Regions from separate parts of the Mus musculus genome. Here region 2 is linked to region 1. Evidence: chromatin contacts called from ENCODE Hi-C or POLR2A ChIA-PET data. All regions are on one chromosome and are shown on one strand. The core of a region is the stretch at or near the end of the contact, and the rest is flanking DNA. Distances in the headings are between cores, read along the strand shown.

The links. Hi-C counts contacts between places; a loop is a spot of excess contacts on that map. ChIA-PET counts read pairs that join two places held with the same protein, here RNA polymerase II (POLR2A).
Region 2: POLR2A ChIA-PET joins it to region 1 with 19 read pairs in embryonic stem cell. The contact joins the enhancer-like site here to the promoter of Vegfa in region 1. A Hi-C loop is called at or near these places in 2 of 37 maps with a recorded cell type or tissue (CH12.LX and adrenal gland). POLR2A ChIA-PET finds 5 or more read pairs at or near these places in 3 of 5 experiments (Patski and embryonic stem cell).

What each region holds. Positions count from the first base shown.
Region 1 is chr17:46,029,210-46,034,059 of GRCm38, reverse strand. Vegfa (vascular endothelial growth factor A) reads left to right here and starts at 1,683. Exons shown (of 7, transcript NM_009505.4): 1 at 1,683-2,769. The coding sequence starts at 2,170.
Region 2 is chr17:45,864,743-45,869,994 of GRCm38, reverse strand. No RefSeq gene overlaps it. Among named protein-coding and RNA genes, the nearest start is that of 4930542M03Rik, 14 kb to the left of the region's middle. Within about 2 kb of position 3,514, at least 2 of the 3 ENCODE cell types and tissues checked have a DNase peak (open chromatin) inside an H3K27ac peak, as active enhancers do.

The DNA of each region.
Region 1 (4,850 bases), core at 434-2,933:
ACTACTGCTCCATTGGAATTGGGGTGCCCAAGAGGTGCCAGCACCCACCCAGCTTCAGTACTGTGTGCAGAGGGATGGAGATAGTGGATTACACTGGGGGGGGGGGCAATAGGAAGATTGTTGAGTTCTCTTTCTCAGAAGTCCAGCAGATCTGGGTGAGGGCTGGGACTGGTTGGTCCCTCTCTTCCCACAGGTATCGGAGCCCCCTCTTGTTCCCAGGGGAGCCTAGGAGCAGCTGGGCCAAAGCCCAACCAGGAATTTTTCCAGGCTGGTTCCTATATCCAAGGGTGGGTTAGAGGTGGGGGTTTTGGAGAGCTCTTAAGGAAGACACTGAGGACATGGAGAAGGGGACTTAGTAGAAAGAGAGGGGACAGAGCCACACGGGCTAAGTGTGCAAGCATAGAGAAATAGCCAAGGGTTTTAGGGAGAATGGGAGGACAGAGTACACCCCTGAATTCTGTTTAGAAGATGAACCGTAAGCCTAGGCTAGAACTGAGGGAGCCTCTACTCCCACCCTTCCGAGGGTTGGCGGCAGCGCTGGGCAGCTGGCCTACCTACCTTTCTGAATGCTAGGGTAGGTTTGAATCACCATGCCGGCCTGGCCCGCTTCTGCCCCCATTGGCACCCTGGCTTCAGTTCCCTGGCAACATCTCTGTGTGTGTGTGTGTGTGTGTGTGAGAGAGAGAGATCAGGAGGAACAAGGGCCTCTGTCTGCCCAGCTGTCTCTCCTTCAGGGCTCTGCCAGACTACACAGTGCATACGTGGGTTTCCACAGGTCGTCTCACTCCCCGCCACTGACTAACTCCAGAACTCCACTTCCCGTTCTCAGTGCCACAAATTTGGTGCCAAATTCTCTCCAGAGAAGCCTCTCTGGAAACTTCCCAGAGGATCCCATTCACCCCAGGGCCCTAGCTCCTGATGACTGCAGATCAGACAAGGGCTCAGATAAGCATACTCCCCCCCCCCCGTAACCCCCTCCCCACATATAAACCTAGAGTTATGCTTCCGAGGTCAAACACGCAACTTTTTGGGTGTGTGTGTATGTCAGAAACACGCAATTATTTGGGAGCTCAAAGTCTGCCGCACTCAAGAATCAACTCTCACCCCCTTTCCAAGACCCGTGCCATTTGAGCAAGAGTTGGGGTGTGCATAATGTAGTCACTAGGGGGCGCTCGGCCATCACGGGGAGATCGTGAACTTGGGCGAGCCGAGTCTGCGTGAGGGAGGACGCGTGTGTCAATGTGAGTGCGTGCATGCATGTGTGTGTGTGTGTAGTGTGTTTGTGAGGTGGGGGAGAAAGCCAGGGGTCACTCTAGTTGTCCCTATCCTCATACGTCCCTGCCAGCTCTCCGCCTTCCAACCCCTACTTTCTCCTATATTCCTGGGAAAGGGAATTGTTCTTAGACCCTGTCCGCATATAACCTCACTCTCCTGTCTCCCCTGATTCCCAATACTCTGGGATTCCCAGTGTGTTCCTGAGCCCAGTTTGAAGGGGTGCACAGATAATTTTGAGGCCGTGGACCCTGGTAAGGGGTTTAGCTTTCCATTTCGCGGTAGTGGCCTAGGGGCTCCCCGAAAGGCGGTGCCTGGCTCCACCAGACCGCTCCCCGGGGCGGGTCTGGGCGGGGCTTGGGGGTGGAGCTAGATTTCCTCTTTTTCTTCCACCGCTGTTACCGGTGAGAAGCGCAGAGGCTTGGGGCAGCCGAGCTGCAGCGAGGCCGCGGCACTGGGGGCGAGCTGAGCGGCGGCAGCGGAGCTCTGTCGCGAGACGCAGCGACAAGGCAGACTATTCAGCGGACTCACCAGCCCGGGAGTCTGTGCTCTGGGATTTGATATTCAAACCTCTTAATTTTTTTTTCTTAAACTGTATTGTTTTACGCTTTAATTTATTTTTGCTTCCTATTCCCCTCTTAAATCGTGCCAACGGTTTGAGGAGGTTGGTTCTTCACTCCCTCAAATCACTTCGGATTGTGGAAATCAGCAGACGAAAGAGGTATCAAGAGCTCCAGAGAGAAGTCAAGGAAGAGAGAGAGAGACCGGTCAGAGAGAGCGCGCTGGCGAGCGAACAGAGAGAGGGACAGGGGCAAAGTGACTGACCTGCTTTTGGGGGTGACCGCCAGAGCGCGGCGTGAGCCCTCCCCCTTGGGATCTTGCATCGGACCAGTCGCGCTGACGGACAGACAGACAGACACCGCCCCCAGCCCCAGCGCCCACCTCCTCGCCGGCGGGCTGCCGACGGTGGACGCGGCGGCGAGCCGCGAGGAACCGAAGCCCGCGCCCGGAGGCGGGGTGGAGGGGGTCGGGGCTCGCGGGATTGCACGGAAACTTTTCGTCCAACTTCTGGGCTCTTCTCGCTCCGTAGTAGCCGTGGTCTGCGCCGCAGGAGACAAACCGATCGGAGCTGGGAGAAGTGCTAGCTCGGGCCTGGAGAAGCCGGGGCCCGAGAAGAGAGGGGAGGAAGAGAAGGAAGAGGAGAGGGGGCCGCAGTGGGCGCTCGGCTCTCAGGAGCCGAGCTCATGGACGGGTGAGGCGGCCGTGTGCGCAGACAGTGCTCCAGCCGCGCGCGCGCCCCAGGCCCCGGCCCGGGCCTCGGTTCCAGAAGGGAGAGGAGCCCGCCAAGGCGCGCAAGAGAGCGGGCTGCCTCGCAGTCCGAGCCGGAGAGGGAGCGCGAGCCGCGCCGGCCCCGGACGGGCCTCCGAAACCATGAACTTTCTGCTCTCTTGGGTGCACTGGACCCTGGCTTTACTGCTGTACCTCCACCATGCCAAGGTAAGCGGTCGTGCCCGTCTGCTGTCGCCGGGCCGTGGCGAGCGCCTCTCCCGCTTGGGGACGTGCGTGCGTGCGAGCGCGCGCGTGGGGGGCTTCGTGCCCCACGCGGGTCCTTGGGCACCGGGCGCGAGGCGTCCCCCTCTGTCGTCGTACGTGGAGGGGGAGGGGGTGCGCGCTAGGTGGGAGGGCGCCAGGATCGTCTCGCCGCCCACGCGGGCCCTGCCCACCCACCAGAGTCACCGCACGTACGATCTGGGCCGAGCAGCGGAGGGCGGGAGCCAGAGGAGGAGGCTGAGGGGGCTGGGCTTGTGCCGAGGCTGGCGGCAGAAGTTTGCTCCGGGTCGCGGGTCCCCGGAGAACTGGAAGTCCGGGCAAAGGGGGCGGGAGTCCGGAGCCCAGCGGGCATGCCTGGGGGTGCTCGGACCTTGGACCCGGGGAGGGCAGAGATCGTGGAGGGGGCAGGGCGCGGGCGACCGAGGGGGCTTTGCTGTCACTGCCGTTTGGGTCTCTGAGGCCCTTGCAGTGAGTTTGGGGAAAGTTTTAGGATGGATTGCTGCGGGGACCCTCTCCCACCGCTCTAGCTTGTTGGGCCACCTGCACCGCGCCACCCCCTCCCGTCCCCGCTCGCGTCCCGCGCGGTGCCCGCCCTCCCCCGCCTGGCCGGGCGCGCGCGGCGCAGAGCCGATTACATCAGCCCGGGCCTGGCCGGCCTCGTGTTCCCGGAGCCGCGGCTGCCGGAGCCCGGAGACCCGGGCGACGAGCGGCGCCCCTCCCCCCACCGGCCCTCCGCGAGGAAGGTGACCTCTGGAGGTATCCCCAGCTCCGGGACCCGGAGAAACTCCCATACCTCTTTCCTCCGTTCCCAACTTCTACCCGTGCCTCGCGCTAGGAAGAATTTCCCGACGCCCCTTCCCCCTTTTCCCCATTTCCTGCCTGGTGTAAAAAGAGAAGCCCTTCCCACCCTTTTATATTTTCCTTTTCTTTGCGAAGACTCATCGGACCTTTCCTGGACCCAGGGTCCAGGAAAAGGACGGTGACTGTCAGGCGTGGGGGTGCTGAGGCCCACCCTCGGGTTCTTTGTGGAAACGCTGACCTAAGTTTTGAGTTGGTGAAGGTGTGCTCCCTCCTCCCCTCACAGCTGTGCTTCAGGTTTTTTTTTTTTTTTGCGGGGGGGGGGGTGGATCAACGAAGGGTGGACTGACATCACCCCATTTCCCACCCCCACCCCCCCTTTGGAAACATGACTTGATATTTGCTCTGACAGGGGCAGCCTGGAACCAGCCCTTTCCCATACCTTTGGCAGGATCCCTTGTCAGTCAGTATCTCTCACACACTTTGTCCTGGCAAAGCCCGATGCCCAGAGAGCAGGTGGTTTAACTGCGAACTTGCCCACCCAACTTGCCTACCAAAGGGTCCTTTCATGCTTATTTCCACGAAGCTTCAGTTGTAGAGCCTTCTTGGAAAGGAGGCAGAAGGAAGGAGAAGGGCAGGTGTCCCTGCCACCATCCAGAGTTCCCCAGACCCTGGCACAAAGGCCTTGGTTCTGGGCCTCCATGTGGGGAGGAGGATAGGAGTGCTTGGCCACAGTGTGACCTTCAGAGGCCCCCAGAGAAGGACACCTGGCCAGTCCCTGCCTTAGAACCTCCCCATCTGGGAAGGGGTTCAAAGTTTCTGTTCCCTTTCTCCACGGGGGGCTAGACAGAAGAATAAGGAGAATGTCATGGGGCTATTGAGGGGGTAGTGAGGGCCTACAGTGCAGAATCCAGGGCCAACCTGAGGCAGCTGGAATGGGGAAGCTATCTCTTGAGAAGGGTCACCTCTGACCTTGGCCCTGGTGGCAAGACTGAGGGTCCCTGGATGAACTGCTCTTAGGGGACAGAGACAGACCAAGGGTGGGAGTTGGTCCTTCTGGGGCAGTTGGAGGTCCAGGTTGGTTGAGGAAGGTGGCAACAGGAGACCCTCAGGAAGGCCTGCCTGGAAGCCTTGGCTTGCTTCCACTGTCAGGCCCACAAGGCCTTCTTGGTGACCTTCACAGCTTCTGGGGAGGGGAGAAAGGAGCTGGTGGGGATGAGGAGGGTTGG
Region 2 (5,252 bases), core at 2,265-4,764, 170 kb after region 1:
GTTCTGGAGCTCAGATTCAGACCCTGGCACTTGCTCAGCAGGCACACTACCTGCCAAGCCACCTCTCCAGCCTGCTGACGGCTCACGAAGGCTCCGTGGGGTCAGATTCCATGAGGACTGGTTAGCTAGGCTTGAGTTTGAATGCTGGCCTTGTCCCCACAAGCCTGGCGTGACCTGTGGCTGCTCTGGCCACCCACGAGGGTTGCAGCCTGGGCAGACAGAAGTCCAAAAGTCAAGAGGCCAGGCTTGACCCTGGGGAGGACAGCTGGCTCCCGGGGAGGGACCTTCCCTGGACCCCGGAGGAAGTCAGCTCAGGCCTGCAAGCAAGCAGGCAAGCAGCCCAAGGGTACCTCGGGTTTCTCGGTGTCTGCAGCTGCTCCTGGGACCACCCCATGAGACAGAGCTACTGAGTCCCCCAGAGATCCTTAAGGAACCAAGACTGTGGGAGGTGGTGATGGCTTTTTCTCAGCAGGATTTGTGTGTGTGTGTGTGTGTGTATGTGTGTGTGTGTGTGTGTGTGTGTTCAGCAGGGAGGGGGCTTGCTCCACTTCTGAGCCTGGAATTTATACAGCCCCTCGTTGGCGGCTGTAGTTTATCTTGAGTGAAAGAATAATAAACTTGTTTGACAGGATGATGTATTCAAAGCATCCGCCATCAGAGCGCAGAGCACAGCCTGCTGTCAGGATGTCTGGTGTGGTGGGGACCATCTTATCAAGTGTTTGGCCCCTGAGGATTGTCAACAATATGTTGTTTGTGGGCTGGGAGTAAGGCAGAGATGGGCCTGGTTGGGGGAGACTAAGGAGAATCTGGCCATACTGAGACAGGGTGGCCGCCCAGATGGGGTCAGGAAGGCTGCAGCCTCTGATGGAAGGCAGCCCAGGAACAGTTCAGGCCCAGCCCCCTTCTGCCTGTCCATCGTGTCGTGTCTGGGAGAGAATCTGCTCCATGGACCTCCACATTTCTGCAGGGACAGATGCGGGCCGGCCACAGAGTTTCACAGGGTCCCCTTCCTCCATCTCCCGTAGTTTCCTTAACAGAGCAAAGAAGCTAGCATGAAACTGTAAAACTCTGCAGACACCGTGGGGAGGCAGAGACCGTTTACCTAGCATGAAGGAGGCAATGAATGAATGAATGAATGAATGAATGAATAAATAAATAAATGAAATATGCCAACTAGCTAGCCCTCAGCAGAGGGTAGGGAAAGTCTGGCTCCAGGCCCCACCTCCACCCCTCTACCAGGCAACCTTTGGCCATTCCCATGATCATTCAGAACTTTGTTTCCTCCTATGCTACAAAGGGACTTGACGGTGCTTGCCACCTAGGTTCTGAGCTCAGTGCTGTGGCCACACAACCAGGTGAACACTTTGAAACGCTCCAAGCAGATGAGCTCAAAAGACCTCTGGCAACCCAAGCCTTCCCAAGCTTCAGTTCTCAGACTGTTGGTTTCTCCCTTGGTCCTGGGAAGTCCTTTCTCTTGCTTAACTTTGGGGCCTCTTGTTTCATCCTGAACTCTGCTCCTTCTTGCACAGCTTCTGTACCAATTCTTTCCCAAGCTGCATCCTTTTCTAGCTTCATAGTCCTGATCCCTCTCTCTCTTAAGCTAAGGCCTCCTGCACAGCCAACTCTAGGACTTCTCATTTGTTTAGGGAATGCATTTAAACAAACAAACAAACAACAAGAGAAAAAAAGCCCAACAATAACAATAAACAACAGGTCAATACTCCTGGAACCTGCTGGTGACAGCCCCATGGGACAACAGGGAGGATAGCAAGGAAAGAGGGGAGGGACCATATGTGCAGAGAACTGACCAAGCAGCTGGCCCCCATTCCAGGACTGAATATGGAACCTCACAGAGTCTCTTGGATTATCATCTCCTACTTTACAGATTCAGACACTGAGGCTGGAGAAGACTCTGGATCAAGTGGCCTCCCGCCTTGTACTTGACCTTCTATCTGGGAAAAAAAAAAAAAAAAAAAAAAAGGAAGAACCCCGCCCCACCCACCCAGAGCTTTCCAACAGCTGCTCAGAAGGCTAAGACTCCCTGGAAGACTCAAGGGAGCAAGGAAGGAGCCGAGCCCAGGCAGTCTGACAAGGAGCTCCAGTCTGAATACAGATGTGAGTGAGTGAGCTGGGGCTACCTGGGCTGAGGACAGGAGAGCCCACAGCCAACACTGGTTTCCCTCAGGCCTCGCCCCTCACTCCCTTAGCATCTGCTACCTCTTCTCTTCTTTCCTTCTGTTCTTCGTCTAGGAGCCAAGCCCTTTGGAATCCAGCATCAGTCACTGCCCTCCCAGTCCTCATATCTCCTTCAAGTCTCTGAAGTGCCTGCTGTGTGCCATGCCACGGGGCCCACCATTGTCTAGGTCCCCGTGGTCCGTGCGGGGACAGAAGTGGGCAGTGCGCATCCACAGAGCCAGTCCACATCCCAGAGCTTTCCCTAGCAGATGCTAGGACCACAGAGATGACCGAGTCACGCTCTGTCTGCAGCCAGTTCAGGCTAGCTGAGGACATGAGGAGGGAGCTCCACTTCCAACCTCGGACAGCTGTGAGAACTCTGACAGGAAGCAGAGGGATTGTACTGTTGGTCTCCAGAGGGAGCTGACTGTGCCTGCGAATGTCTGCTTAGTCATTCATTTATTTCATTAGTCATTCTGGTATTGAGCGTCTGTGGCCTGGGTGGTGCTAGGAACAGCCAGGGGTCTATGGGGAAGGCAGGCTTCCCGGTGGGCTTGAACCCCTTATGGGGACAGGCTGAGCTTGTGGTAGAGACTGTAGGTATGGGGCCTGGGTGGCAGTAGAAGGGCAATAGTGGTTGGGGGGGCGCATTTAAGGTTGTACACTGGAACAGGTAGACAGGACCTTGTGGGAGGCTGGCATCTGGGCTATTCTGTCTTCTGGTTCTATTCAGGGTTCAACCACTGGAGGCATAGAGAGGGGGAGATCGGGTGGCAGGGCTGGGTCTCTGAAACAGCAGGAAGACCTATGCTCTATCCAAGGGCGTAAGTGGGATCCTTTGGAAAGGATGCACTTGAACAGAGGGCTCCATTGTGAGGACTTTCTGGAACCGTGACTTTCACATCTGCCCCACCCTGGGGTAGATTTACATCTCTATTTACATATGTTTGCATAAAGTATGTTCTGATCCATATTCATTTCAGGCATGTTGATTTATGTCCTTTGACCCCTTTCCCACACATTTTCCTTCCTCTTCTGGATTGGCAGTCCCCGTGGGGACCAAGTCCAACTTTAGAATCTCATCGTGCCTCTGTGGCATTGCCTGGTGAGGGCTGGCCATGGTTTTCCTGAGAGTTAATCTGCTCCTCACCTCGCTTGCTCGCTTCGCTCAGCTCTGGTTAAATTGGCGTGAGGGAGCTCAGAGTCCCTGGAGGCTCATCATCCTGGACGCTTTCACTCTCCAGAAAGAGAGCCTCCCGCCTGGGGACTGTCAGCGGGAGAGCAGCTAATGGAGTGTTGAGTGACTGTCGCCTGCAAGTCTGGGGGCCATCCCATGTGGATTGCTTTTGCTGACCAGAGGGTTGGGGGCCTGGACGAGGCTGGGCTTGGGACTCCATCCAGGGCCTGACTAGGCTTGCAGAACACATCTCATAGGCATCCTCTTGTGCTTACAACAAGCCTATGCTGGAAGGGAGGTTAAACTTGTCCAGAGATTTCAGGGGCTAGCAATGCTCAATGCTGTGTGGCAAATCCTCTCAGTCTCCCTTGGCTCTCAGTGCCTCGGTTTCTCCTTCTCTGCCACCAGGGTCTTTGTAGTGTCAGTGTTTGTAAACGCCTATTGGCAACCTAAGCTTGCCATCTGGTTCCCAGAGACTATCCTCTTGTCACGGAAACACCACGACTGGCTGGCCAGACTTGCAGTTCCAGGCTTATGCCCCTCCCTCCCTGGACACTTCCTCTCCTGAAAGCCATGGTGACTTCCGAGAGCATTTCATGCACATTTATTGCTGGTCAGTACTGTGAGTGTGTGTTGGGGCCAGCAAATTGCTGCAAACGCCCCTCACTCAGTCCATGACCACCACCATCTTTCCTCTCAACAGCGTCTGAGGGGTAGATTCCATATCTGCAAACGGTAGTTGTCACCAGGATATGGGTGACAGGGAGCAGGGGTCTCAGAGCCTCTCACCCGGCCAGCCCTGACTCCTGCCTGAAGAGTTCTAGGTCCTAACCACGTCCCCTTTGCACATAGGCCCTGTCTGGGCCATGGGAGACTCAGTTTGTCATCCACATGTCTTTACTAGCCAAGATGGCTTGAGTGTTTCTTCTCTAAGGAAGATGGCTTATCTTCCATGGTCCCTCAATTGACTCCTCCAACTGCTTGCTTCTTCAGCTTGGACTAACCTGTATTTCATGGGTAAACTGGACCCCAGCAGCCCTTCCTGTTAGTCAGACATAGCCTGGGATAGAAGATGATAGGCATTTGAAACCTGAGGGAGGGGGAGACCTCAGGGATGTCAATTTTCCCCACCATCTGATACCTAACAGCTTCTTGTGGAGTCTCATCCTGTGGATACAGATTCCAGGGTCTACTCTACACAGCTCCACACCAGCGCCGAAACAATATTAACCCTGTGACATATTAACTACTTCCTACCTCAGACCGGGGCTTCCTGAAGAAGGGCCATGTGTCTCCTGCAGCCTGGGGCTCCTGAAGACAAGTCATATCACTTGGGTTCCCTGAGTCCCCTTCAGACTGGGTTCTGCCCCGCCCCCAGGGTGTATCAGGTGGACTCTGAGGAAGGGTTCTCCAAATCATTATGTCACTAACAGCTTCTATAGGTTCTCAGTTGCTGGTCCATAATACCTTGATGAAGGGGGGAGGGCTTTCCTGTCTTTTCCCACAATCCCATTTAATCTGAAGGACAGGTTGTTCAGAGAGGTAAAATTTTAAAGGAGGAAAAGGAGGAGGGAGGGGAGGAGGAACAGAAGGGAGGGAGGGACTGAGTTCTATAGGAAGGAAAAAGGCAGTAGGGTGGGGTGGGGGGAATTGGAAAGAAAAGAAATGAAAAAGAGGGAAAGAAAAAGAAGGGAAGGAGAGAAAGCTCACAATCTTTTCTCTTTTACGCTCCTGGAGGACTGCGTATTTGTTTAAAATCTTCTTATCTCCAGCGCTTGTCTCCCCACTGAGGGGGCCTGTGGAGAGAGGCTGGCTTCTCTGCCAGGAACAACTGAACACTGGGCTTCTTAAATGGCCGGCGAGCCACAGGGCCGTGTCCCCTCTTTCCTGTCAGTCTTCA